2 separate regions of the Homo sapiens genome follow, and region 1 is linked to region 2. The links are chromatin contacts, found by Hi-C or POLR2A ChIA-PET in ENCODE. All regions are on one chromosome and are shown on one strand. The core of a region is the stretch at or near the end of the contact, and the rest is flanking DNA. Distances in the headings are between cores, read along the strand shown.

Evidence for each region. A loop is a pair of places that touch in the nucleus more often than their neighbours do. ChIA-PET counts read pairs that join two places held with the same protein, here RNA polymerase II (POLR2A). Pooled maps may share reads with other maps.
Region 1: a loop to region 2 is called in a pooled map, with 4 times the contacts of the local background. The contact joins the promoter of PCDHGB3 here to the promoter of PCDHGC3 in region 2. A Hi-C loop is called at or near these places in 1 of 168 maps with a recorded cell type or tissue (OCI-LY7), 1 of 37 single-sample maps with no recorded cell type and 4 of 50 pooled maps. POLR2A ChIA-PET finds 5 or more read pairs at or near these places in 2 of 52 experiments (OCI-LY7 and WTC11).

Annotation. Positions count from the first base shown.
Region 1 is chr5:141,368,550-141,373,365 of GRCh38, reverse strand. It overlaps PCDHGB3 (protocadherin gamma subfamily B, 3), which reads right to left and starts at 3,124. Exons shown (of 4, transcript NM_018924.5): 1 at 557-3,124. The coding sequence starts at 2,971. All of the region lies in intron 1 of PCDHGA1 (protocadherin gamma subfamily A, 1), which reads right to left. All of the region lies in intron 1 of PCDHGA2 (protocadherin gamma subfamily A, 2), which reads right to left. The region is part of intron 1 of PCDHGA3 (protocadherin gamma subfamily A, 3); the gene reads right to left. It also overlaps PCDHGB1, PCDHGA4, PCDHGB2, PCDHGA5 and PCDHG@.
Region 2 is chr5:141,474,301-141,479,452 of GRCh38, reverse strand. PCDHGC3 (protocadherin gamma subfamily C, 3) reads right to left here and starts at 3,487. Exons shown (of 4, transcript NM_002588.4): 1 at 907-3,487. The coding sequence starts at 3,336. The region is part of intron 1 of PCDHGA1 (protocadherin gamma subfamily A, 1); the gene reads right to left. The region is part of intron 1 of PCDHGA2 (protocadherin gamma subfamily A, 2); the gene reads right to left. The region is part of intron 1 of PCDHGA3 (protocadherin gamma subfamily A, 3); the gene reads right to left. It also overlaps PCDHGB1, PCDHGA4, PCDHGB2, PCDHGA5, PCDHGB3 and PCDHGA6, and 12 more genes. RefSeq lists enhancers at 2,637-3,180, 3,638-3,747.

The DNA.
Region 1 (4,816 bases), core at 1,875-4,374, 110 kb after region 2:
TCATTACAGTGCCCATTACAAGAGTTGCCATTTTAGATGCCATTATTTCTTTTGATTAGCATAGAAGTTAAAAACTGCCCTGACATAGGCAACATCTGTGTATACTTTTAAAAACATGCAAAGGGAAGTAAAAATATTATATACAGGTTACATTAAAAATGTGTTAAGATATACATAATGTTTCATATATTTTAGGATTGACTGCATTAAAACTAAGTAAACCACTTAATTGTGAGGATTTGGGTCTAATTCTGGATAGATATGTCTGAAAATGACAGTGTGAGATAATACTGTATTAAAAATGTTTCAGATTATAGTGTATTAGGATTAAGAAAAGTTTCAAGACTATCAAAAGGAGGCTTTCTATGAAAGAACAACTGCAACACAGATATTCTACAGGAAATTCTACAAAGAATTTCCTAGACACCCTACTCTACACCAGAAAATCAATAAAATAATGTAATCAGGGAATATTTAATCTGTATTCTTTTTATCTCTAAATCAATGAATTGAAACCCAATTATATTTATGGAAGGAAAGGTTTGAAGAAACTCACCTTTTGCAAATTGCCTGAATTAGAAGGCATTTCTGGATTGTCATTACTTTCAAACCAAGAGGCTTCATCACATAGAAGATCTTGTGGTGCAGCATTTTCAGCCTTTATATTGAGAAATTTAAACTCGGTGTTTGAGGAATGTGAGGCAGCACACGGATTGTAGGAATAAGGCAAAGTCCTTTCGCTGTAGGTGGGGAGAACTCCAGGTACAGTCTTGAAGCAGACACCAGGCTGAAAGTAGCCCTCAGTGGCGGGTCTGGAGGAGCATCGCAGGCGCAGGGAGATTGCCAGAATCACCGCGAGGAGGAAGAGCACTGAGATCAAGGCCAACGCCACTACTAGGTGAAACTGTAGCTCCGCCTGAGGGTCAGAGGGAGTGGGGCGGTCGCTAAGGTCAGGTTGTATCTCTTGCAAGCTATCTGCGAAGATTAGGTGCAGCATGACGGTGGCTGAAAGAGGCTGCTGTCCTCCATCACGCACAGTGACCAGCAGGCGCTGGCGGGCGGCCTCCCTGTCGCCCAAGGTACGCGCCGTGCGCACCTCACCCGTGCGCAGGCCCAGGCTGAACAGCCCGGGCTCGCTGGCCTGCACAATGTGGTAGGACAGCCAGGCGTTGTATCCCGAGTCTGCGTCCACCGCCACCACCTTGGTCACCAGGTAGCCAGGCTCTGCAGAGCGCGGCACCATATCGAAGAGCGCAGAGCCTTCGGGCCCCAGAGCTGGGTACAGCACCAGCGGTGCATTGTCGTTGCGGTCGTCCACCAACACGCGCAGGCTCACGTTGGCGCTGAGCGTAGGCGAGCCCTGGTCGCGGGCCTGCAGAGTGAGCTCGAAGGCACGCAGCTGCTCGTGGTCGAAGGCTCGCTGCGCGAACACCACCCCGCTCCGCGCGCTCACGGACACGTAGGACGACAGCTCCCGCGGCTCCAGGTCACTGGCCACGATGTAGTAGGAGACAAGGCCATTAGGTCCCAAGTCGGGATCCGAGGCTCTGACATGCGCAATGGAGGCTCCAGGCGGATTGTTCTCAGCTACATGCACGGTGTAGGAGGCCTGGTGGAAAACGGGAACGTTGTCGTTGACATCAAGGATGTGCAGAGTGATGGTCTTGCTGGAGGAGAGCGGTGGATTGCCTTTGTCGGTAGCTGTGATCGTCACATTGTATTCTGGGATCTGCTCCCGGTCCAGGGCTCCATCTGTCACCAACCTGTATGTGTTTTTGGTATCTTGAACGATTTTAAAGGGGAAGTTTCCTTTTAGTTGGCATAGGATTTCTCCATTAAATCCAGAATCTAGATCATGTGTTTTGATCAGGGCAACGGCAGTCCCCAGCTCAGCATCTTCTTGTATATGTTGGGATTCAGAAGCCAGGGTTATCTCCGGGGCATTGTCATTTTCATCTGAAATATCTATCTGTACTTTACAATATGCAGTGTGATGTCCACCATCCTTTGCTTCCACCCCAATTGTGTAGCTATCTCTCTCTTCAAAGTCCAGTTCTCCAATAGTGGTGAGTTCCCCCGTTTTACTGTCCAGCTTGAACAGTTGTCTCACTTCCTTGCCAATATTGATGAAGGCATAGATGATTTCGGCATTGATGCCCTCATCCATGTCAATGGCCATCACTTTTAATACGGAGGAGCCAGCGGGCAGGTTCTCTGCAACATTGACCCTGTACATGTCCTGAGTAAATACTGGGGGGTTATCATTTGCATCTGCGACAATTACCCTGATCTGGGTGGTACAGCTTCTGGAGGGCTCGCCCCCATCCACAGCTGTGAGGACCAGGTGGTGATGTGGCTGCTCTTCCCTGTCCAGGGGTGCTTTCAGTACTAGCTCTGGGTACCTACTGCCATCCAGGTTCTCCTTCTGAATCAAAGAGAAGTGCGGATCAGGGCTGAGGTAGTACTGCTGCAGCGAATTGACACCTACATCAGGATCTTGCGCAGATTCCAGGGCAAATGTGGCTCCAGTGAGAGCCAGTTCGCTGATTTCCAGCTCAGTGATATTTTGGCTAAAGGTCGGTGGGTTGTCGTTAATATCCTGGATCAGCACAGTTACATGAAAAAAGTTTAAAGGCTTTTCAGCAACCATTTCAAATTCCAGAACACACGTCGACTTCTTGCCACAAATCTCCTCTCGGTCTATACGGTCGCTCACAAGTAAGTTCCCATTTTCGGGGCTCACGGTAAAGAATTTCTTCTCTGCAATAACCCGCAGGTTCCTAGTAGGTAAATCCCCCACGCCAAACCCCAGGTCCTTGGCGAGGTTCCCTACCAGCGAGCCCCTGTCCAGCTCCTCGGGAATAGCGTAGCGGATCGGTTCGGAGAGAGCCTGGTCTAACAAAGAGAGCAGGAAGAGAAATAGCATTCGCCTCTGCCCTGCTGGGCCCCTCCATCCGGAGCTATTTCCCATCCCGCTCTCTGCGCCTTTGCCTTTCTAAATCCGAGGAGAGGAGATCTTTAAATAATCCCAAGAGTTCTCCGAGCAGGACCAACTATTTGCTTTGTCTTTGTGCTTGGGTTCTCTAATGGGTGTCTCCGCTGCAGGAAGCCTGATAGAGAGTGCACTTTTCTTCCGAGCTGGCTGCAGCGGGAGGAGCCAATATTTTGCACAGCACTAGCCAAGAGCGGCACCCGGCGCCTCTGCTGCAGAACTGCAGTAATGGTGACTAAATCAGCTCCAAATAAGGAGCTAGTTAGGAGAAAAATCGGCAGTGTACTGATAGTGATACTTTCTTCCCATTTTAAAAGGACTTTTAAAAAACATTAAATATACTTACTATATCTTTAGTCTGTTATTTCTTTTAATTTGAGCTTTATCCATCCAAATCAAGTACCTTTTACTTGTCAAAGGGCAGAGATAATCTTGCTCAATCCCGTCACGTTTTTAGTTTCCATTTTCATAAAATGGTCATAATAATATCTTCTCTGCTTACTCTAGTAGAAATGAGGGCCAAATAAAATAATACATAGAAAATCATACAAATGGAAGCTATTTTTGGTGATGGCAGAAGACGTAGTATAAAGAGGCTTGAAATATCAGCTTCACGTGTATTCTTATTGCATTCTATTTCCTTTACTTCTAACTTCTAAAAGTTATAATGTCATAGCTTTTAGTTTTATTCTATGTTTCACTTTCTTCTCTTTTATCTTTATTATCTCCCCCCAAAAGAAGTTAAAGGTAATGAGGAAATGATTGACCTTATAAAATAGAAGTATAGTAAAAAGCAAGAGGGTCTCTTTTCCTTTGTTTCCAAGTGTCTACTTTTAATTAAATAAGTATGATTGAAAACTTTTTTTTTCTATAGAGGTGGGGTTTCACTATGTTGCCCAGGCTGGGCTAGAACACCTGGCTTTAAGCAATCCTCCCACCTCAGCGTCCCAAATTGCTGGGATTATAGTCATGAACCACCCTGGCCCAAATGAAAAACTTTTACAAAGGATGTTTTTTCATACTACATCACAATTGTCCTGAAATGTACTGTTTCTTCTCAAGTAGCCTAACAATGATGCGTTATTAGGATTGGGGAGTGAATTGTAAGTCCTTATAATTATATTATTTAATTATATAAGTAATCTTCCTGTCCACTTTTCCTTGGTCCCCAGTTTACCATCTGATAATCCTAACTTTTTGTTATTTACACTTTTCCCTGGTCAATAACATGCCATTTTCCATGTTTCTGACAGGTGTCTTACAGTTTTAATTCCATTTTCAAACCAGAAAATCTTCCTAAAGAAATTATCTTTAGCCTACATAATGTATTGTTACTCTAAAACTAGGCAAGTGTGCAGCAATAAGCAATGAGTTCCACACCGAATTCACCTTATAGTGGAAAAGCATTATAGCATCTTAAACTACTCACAGTAACCAGAATTCTAGACAGACACTCATTGTCACCTTTATACAAACATCAAAAATATAACTGACTCAAGACTTTGCTCCAAAACATTCCAAAGCAAGTGCCTTCCAACACAATGCCAAGTGTTCATTGTATGAACACTTCAATTAGTATGAAAAATTATTCTTCAGAACACATATAAAACTAAAGATTCAGATATTTAAAAGTATATGGTATATACAGTACATACATTCAAAATGTATGGATCAAGCATTTTATAGTCTGTTAGTAGTTTATAGAGGGTTTAAAGATATTTTTCCATTGCACAAAACATTTAACTCAGAAGAAATGTACCCAAATCTATAACCTTTACTTTTTTCCCAAACACCTTACCCTAAGAAGCATATAACATTTTCTTT
Region 2 (5,152 bases), core at 2,238-4,737:
GCTGAACTTAGTGCAGACAGTGGATTGATCAATTGATCAGCATAGTGCACCACAGCCCAGAACTCCTGGGCTCAAGCAATCCTCCCACCTCAGGCACTGAGCAGCAAGAACTACAGGTGCACACCACTGAGTCTGGCTACTTTATGTTTTCTTGGGTTGCCTAGATTTATTTTTGAAATAAATTATTACTTTTATAATTAAAAATGGTTATCTTTGGGTTTGGAGATTATAGTTTTAATTTTTTAAATACTTTTCTGTATTTTCTGAATTTTCTAGCAAACATGCATTACTGTTATAAGGTAAAAATATTTTGTAAGCAGGGTGCACATCATTTCCAGTAGAATGCTTGAAATAAAATTTAAAGGATGCCTGGAATTTCATTTCATTCATAAAAAATTATCTGAGAATGAGGTACACGATCTGTATAAACAAAGGAAAATTATCAAAAAGCTATTAGTTTTAATACAAATGTCACAATCACTTGAAAGGTGGAGGAATGAGGTAGTTTTTGTATTCCTAGAAGCTGCCACTGGTTAGAGGTATCCAGCAGCTTATTCCTAATGTAAATGATACCAAGCTAAACTCTGATCGCTGAGATCTTGTGTTTTAGCTTAACCATCCCTTAGCAAGATTGGTTAGTTGTGATAGCAAAAGAGTGCTGAGGATGTGAATTAGGTCCACAGATGAGTCAAGTATCTTCCCCCTGAAATGGGACCACAAACCACACTCTGGCAGGCCACCATCTCACAAAGGCACTAACTTTGATCTAGGAAGGGCCAGTTGAAAGTGTGAATGCATCACCAGGAAAACATCTTCATCACTAAAAAAACAGCTCCATTCCTTCCTCAATATGATGTAGGAATAAAAAAGCACTAACAGGGTCAAGCATGACTTGCTAAACCTTACCTGTCCGGGAGGGGCGCTCTCTGCACCCAACACCTGCCTATAGAACACCGGATCACAGCTCCGCAGCGTGTTCTGGCGGCTGGCCAGTGGACTGGCTGCACCAGGTTTCTTCAGCAGCGGGTCGCTGCGGCGGGAGTCCGTGGTGAGATACACCTGATGGTAAAGGTGCGGCGACATCAGGCCTCCCCGCACGGCGTCCGCGTGCAAGGAGGGCCCTGGTGTTCGGTACAGTGAGCTCACCGGGGCTCGGTATAGGTCTCTAGACTGCTTCCACTTGTAAACTTTGAATATGATTACTCCGAACACTGTGACCACAAACCCCACAGAAACCAGGATTAGAGAAAGAAGTAGATAAAAGGTGAGATTTTTTTTCTGCTCCCGGGGGGCAGAGCCAGAGGGGAACTCGGCTCGGGCTTCAGGAGAGTCCTCGGTTACTGACACAGTGAGGGTAGCAGTGGTGGAGAGCGAAGGCTCCCCATTGTCTTTGATCAAGACCGTGAGAGTCTGCCTGGGTGAATCTGTGTCTTGGACTGGACGGGCAGTACTGATTTGACCAGTGTGCAGCCCTATGGCAAAAAGGCTCTGGTTAGGGGATCCCAAGAGACTGTAGGAGAGCCAGGCATTGTGCCCTGCATCCGCGTCCCAGCCTACCACCCGTGACACTAGGTGGCCAGCTGAGGTACCTCGAGGCAGCATCTCCACCGAGCTCCCACCTGGCCGAGGATATAGGACCTGGGGGGCATTGTCATTGCGATCAGTGACAAATATGTTCACGCTGATGTTGGTGGCTAGGACCGGGGTGCCCCCATCGCTGATATGAGCTGTTAATTCAAATTCCCGCCGATCCTCATAGTCTAGGGGCACTAAGGATGACACTATGCCATTGTCACGATTTATTGTGAAATAGCGACCCACTAGCCCGGTTTCAGCTCCTTGCTCCAAGAGAAAGAAAGAAAGCCGAGCATTCTGCGGGGCGTCGGGGTCCCAGACACTTAGGTTTAGTATTGGAGCCCCGGGGAGGTTGTTTTCTTCAATGTAAACGTCGTAGGAAGATTGAGAAGATTGTGGAGGGTTGTCATTGATGTCGGACACTTGAACACGCACTATTGTAAGGGCTGAGAGGGAAGGGGTTCCGGCGTCTCGGGCGGTGATGCTGAGGTTGTATTCTGGCACAGTCTCCCGATCCAGGTCTGCACTGGTTTTCAAAGTGAAGTAATTCTTGAGGGAAGAAGTAAGGCTGAAAGGGAGACCCGGTGGAACTTCGCAGGTCACCAGCCCGTTCTCGCCAGCATCCAGGTCAGTCACACTGAGCAAAGCGATGACAGTCCCCAGAGGGGCATCCTCGGGTACTGGGCTGTACACGGAGGTGACTGTGATCTCCGGGGCGTTGTCATTCACATCCACAACCTCCACCAACACTTTGCAATGTGCTCCTTCGGGATTGGCGCCCTTGTCTTTGGCCTGGATGTAAATCTCATGGAGTTTGGTGTCCTCGAAGTCCAGCCGACCCTTGATTGTCAGCATCCCGGTTACAAGGTCTAAGGCGAATAGTTGCCGCACGCCGGCGCGGTTGTGGCTGCCGAAGGAGTAAATAATTTCACCGTTGGGGCCTTCATCCAGATCCGTTGCAAGGACTTGTACCACGCGCGTGCCGGAGGGTGCATCCTCCAGGACGCGCGCCCGGTACAAGGACTGGTTGAAGACAGGCGCATTGTCATTCGCGTCCAGCACCTTGATGTGAATAGGCAGGCTGGCGGAGAGAGCTGGGGTCCCTCCGTCCAACGCCGTCAGCACTAACTGGAGACTAGGCTCCCGTTCTCGGTCCAGGGCGCGCTCCAACACCAGCTCCGCGTACTTGGTGCTGTCCTCCCGCGTCTGCACGCGAAGCGCAAAGTATTCATTTCGGCTCAGCTCATAGGTTTGTAAAGAGTTGCTTCCCACATCGGGATCGTGCGCGCTCTCGAGCGGAAAGCGCGTCCCCGGAGCCACGGCCTCGCTAATCTCCAATTTCATTTCCTGGGTAGGGAAAGCAGGATTGTTGTCGTTGATGTCCTGGATCACCACTTCCACGCTGAACAGCTCCAGCGGGTTCTCCACTACCAACTCCAGAGTTACAGTGCAAGAGGGCAGTGTCCCACACAGCTCCTCTCGATCCAGACGGTCGTTCACAAACATCTCTCCGGTCTCCCGGTTCACCTCAAAGAATCTTCGGCTAGCTCCAGACACCACCCGGAACCTGCGGGCTGAGAGGCTACCGAGATCCAAACCAAGGTTCGCGACCACGTTGCCCACAGCGAAACCCTTCTCTCTTTCCTCCGGGATCTCATAGTGAATGACCGTGGAAGCCTTGTTCAAGGCACCAAGCAGAAGCAAAACTCCCACTACCCTCCCGGTGCTTACCAGTCCGCTCCTCCAGGCCTCTGGGACCATCTCACTCAAAAGCAGTTCCTCTCAGCGGGGTCCAGATCGTCCCTGAGATTTCGCTGAGAAACTTTCAGCGGGTTAGCGCTTGGGCGCTGGGCGCCGAGTCCGACATGGCTTTCTGGATGCCGTTGATTTGCTCGCCGGCTGTTCAGTCTCTGCCTCATCCCGGGGCGCAGAAAGGGGACGGGCAGGGGCCCGATCTCCAGCGTCTTCATTGGCCGACAGCGGCACACAGAGTCCCAGCCAATAACTGCACGAAGAATGAGCTAGCGCCGGGCTCTCTGAGCAGGACACGCGCTAGCGCCAGGAACTTCACTTTCCTTTGGCTTCCTTCCAGAGTTTCCAGCCAAAGCGCCTTGCCAGTATCGGTGCATAGGAAACCTACCTTAGGGAAAGCCAGCCTTGGGGCTGTGAGGCTAGCCGTTCTGCAAGTCTCCAATCCAAATCAAGACTCATTAAACATTTGAATCACTTTCTTTGATCACAAGAAAGGGGATCGAACCAAACCGAAAACTACACAACATTGTCTGGAAAAACACCAACAAATCTGGCTTGTTGGAAGACAGACAATTAGCCGGACCCTACTTGTAAGGAGGCATTTAGCATTTCCGTGGAGACATTAATAATTTCAGTTTTATCTCTTACCAAATGAAATTAGCATTCCCTGTCACTTCCTCATTATCTGGAGCTACTATCAAATTAGCAGGAGTTACAATCTATTGGTTTAACTCTGGCTTATAAAATTTAAAAGTACAATTCAGATTTTATTTCTTTTAAAACTGGATGTCATTGTTAGCTCTCATTTCTTAAGAACCAGGGAGCAATAAGAAATTTCCCTACCCTGTCTTTCACAAGGAGCATGATCTCAGTTGTAGAGCACACTCTCTCTATCGTTTCCCTTTACTTGATCAATCCTTTTCCCAAGATCTTGGGTACCATATGCCACAAGAAGTTGCACTGCTAATGAAGAAGAAGACGGAGAAGATTTCAAAAAGAAAAAAAGCCAGGCCTATTTACCACCTAGGATCTTTATAAAATTATTGAAATAATGGCAGCAAAGCTCCACAAATCTTTAGAAAATACAAAGCCTTTAGTCACAGAATAAAGAGCCTTAACTTTTCTGCATTTAGAATTGTTGTCACCAAACAAAATTATAATGATTAGGATAGTGAATAAAAGAGTCCACTGTGATATAAGCCAGAGATGAGATGTATATCCTTGAACAAGAAATGAACCTCTAAGAGTTCCTGCTCCTATCCTATTAAATGAAGAAGGCAGGTAAAGTGCCTGGCACAGAGTAAGCCTCAATTAATGATGCAAACCACTCCATTAGATGTAAAGTGTTAGAGCCTCATACTATTTCTGTATATTTGTCTTGGACATCACTTTGATTGCATAGAGTCCTTTTGAAGTATAATAGAACCTTGAACATAAGTGAAGGGGTAGGCACATAGGTTAGGTAGGTAGAAAAGAAGTAAGGATATATAGGATATTTCCGGAAGAGATGAAAAGCCATATGTGACCTATATTTCCATGTCTTTAACACTTCAATTAATCTCTGAAAACCCCCAGTTTTAAATGCTCAAGTTTGATAATTAGCCAGACCAGCAAGAGGGCTGATAGGCATTAGAAGATAGAATACATTTAGAATTTAGAATAAAGAGTATAGCCCAATCACTTGCTACTCAAAGTGTGAGGACCAATGGTCTAGGCATCACCGGGGAGCTTGTTAGAAATGCAGAAATGCCCTCCTCTAGACCTACTGAGACATGACTTACATTTTAACAAAACATCAGGGTGATTTGAAAACACATTAAAGTTT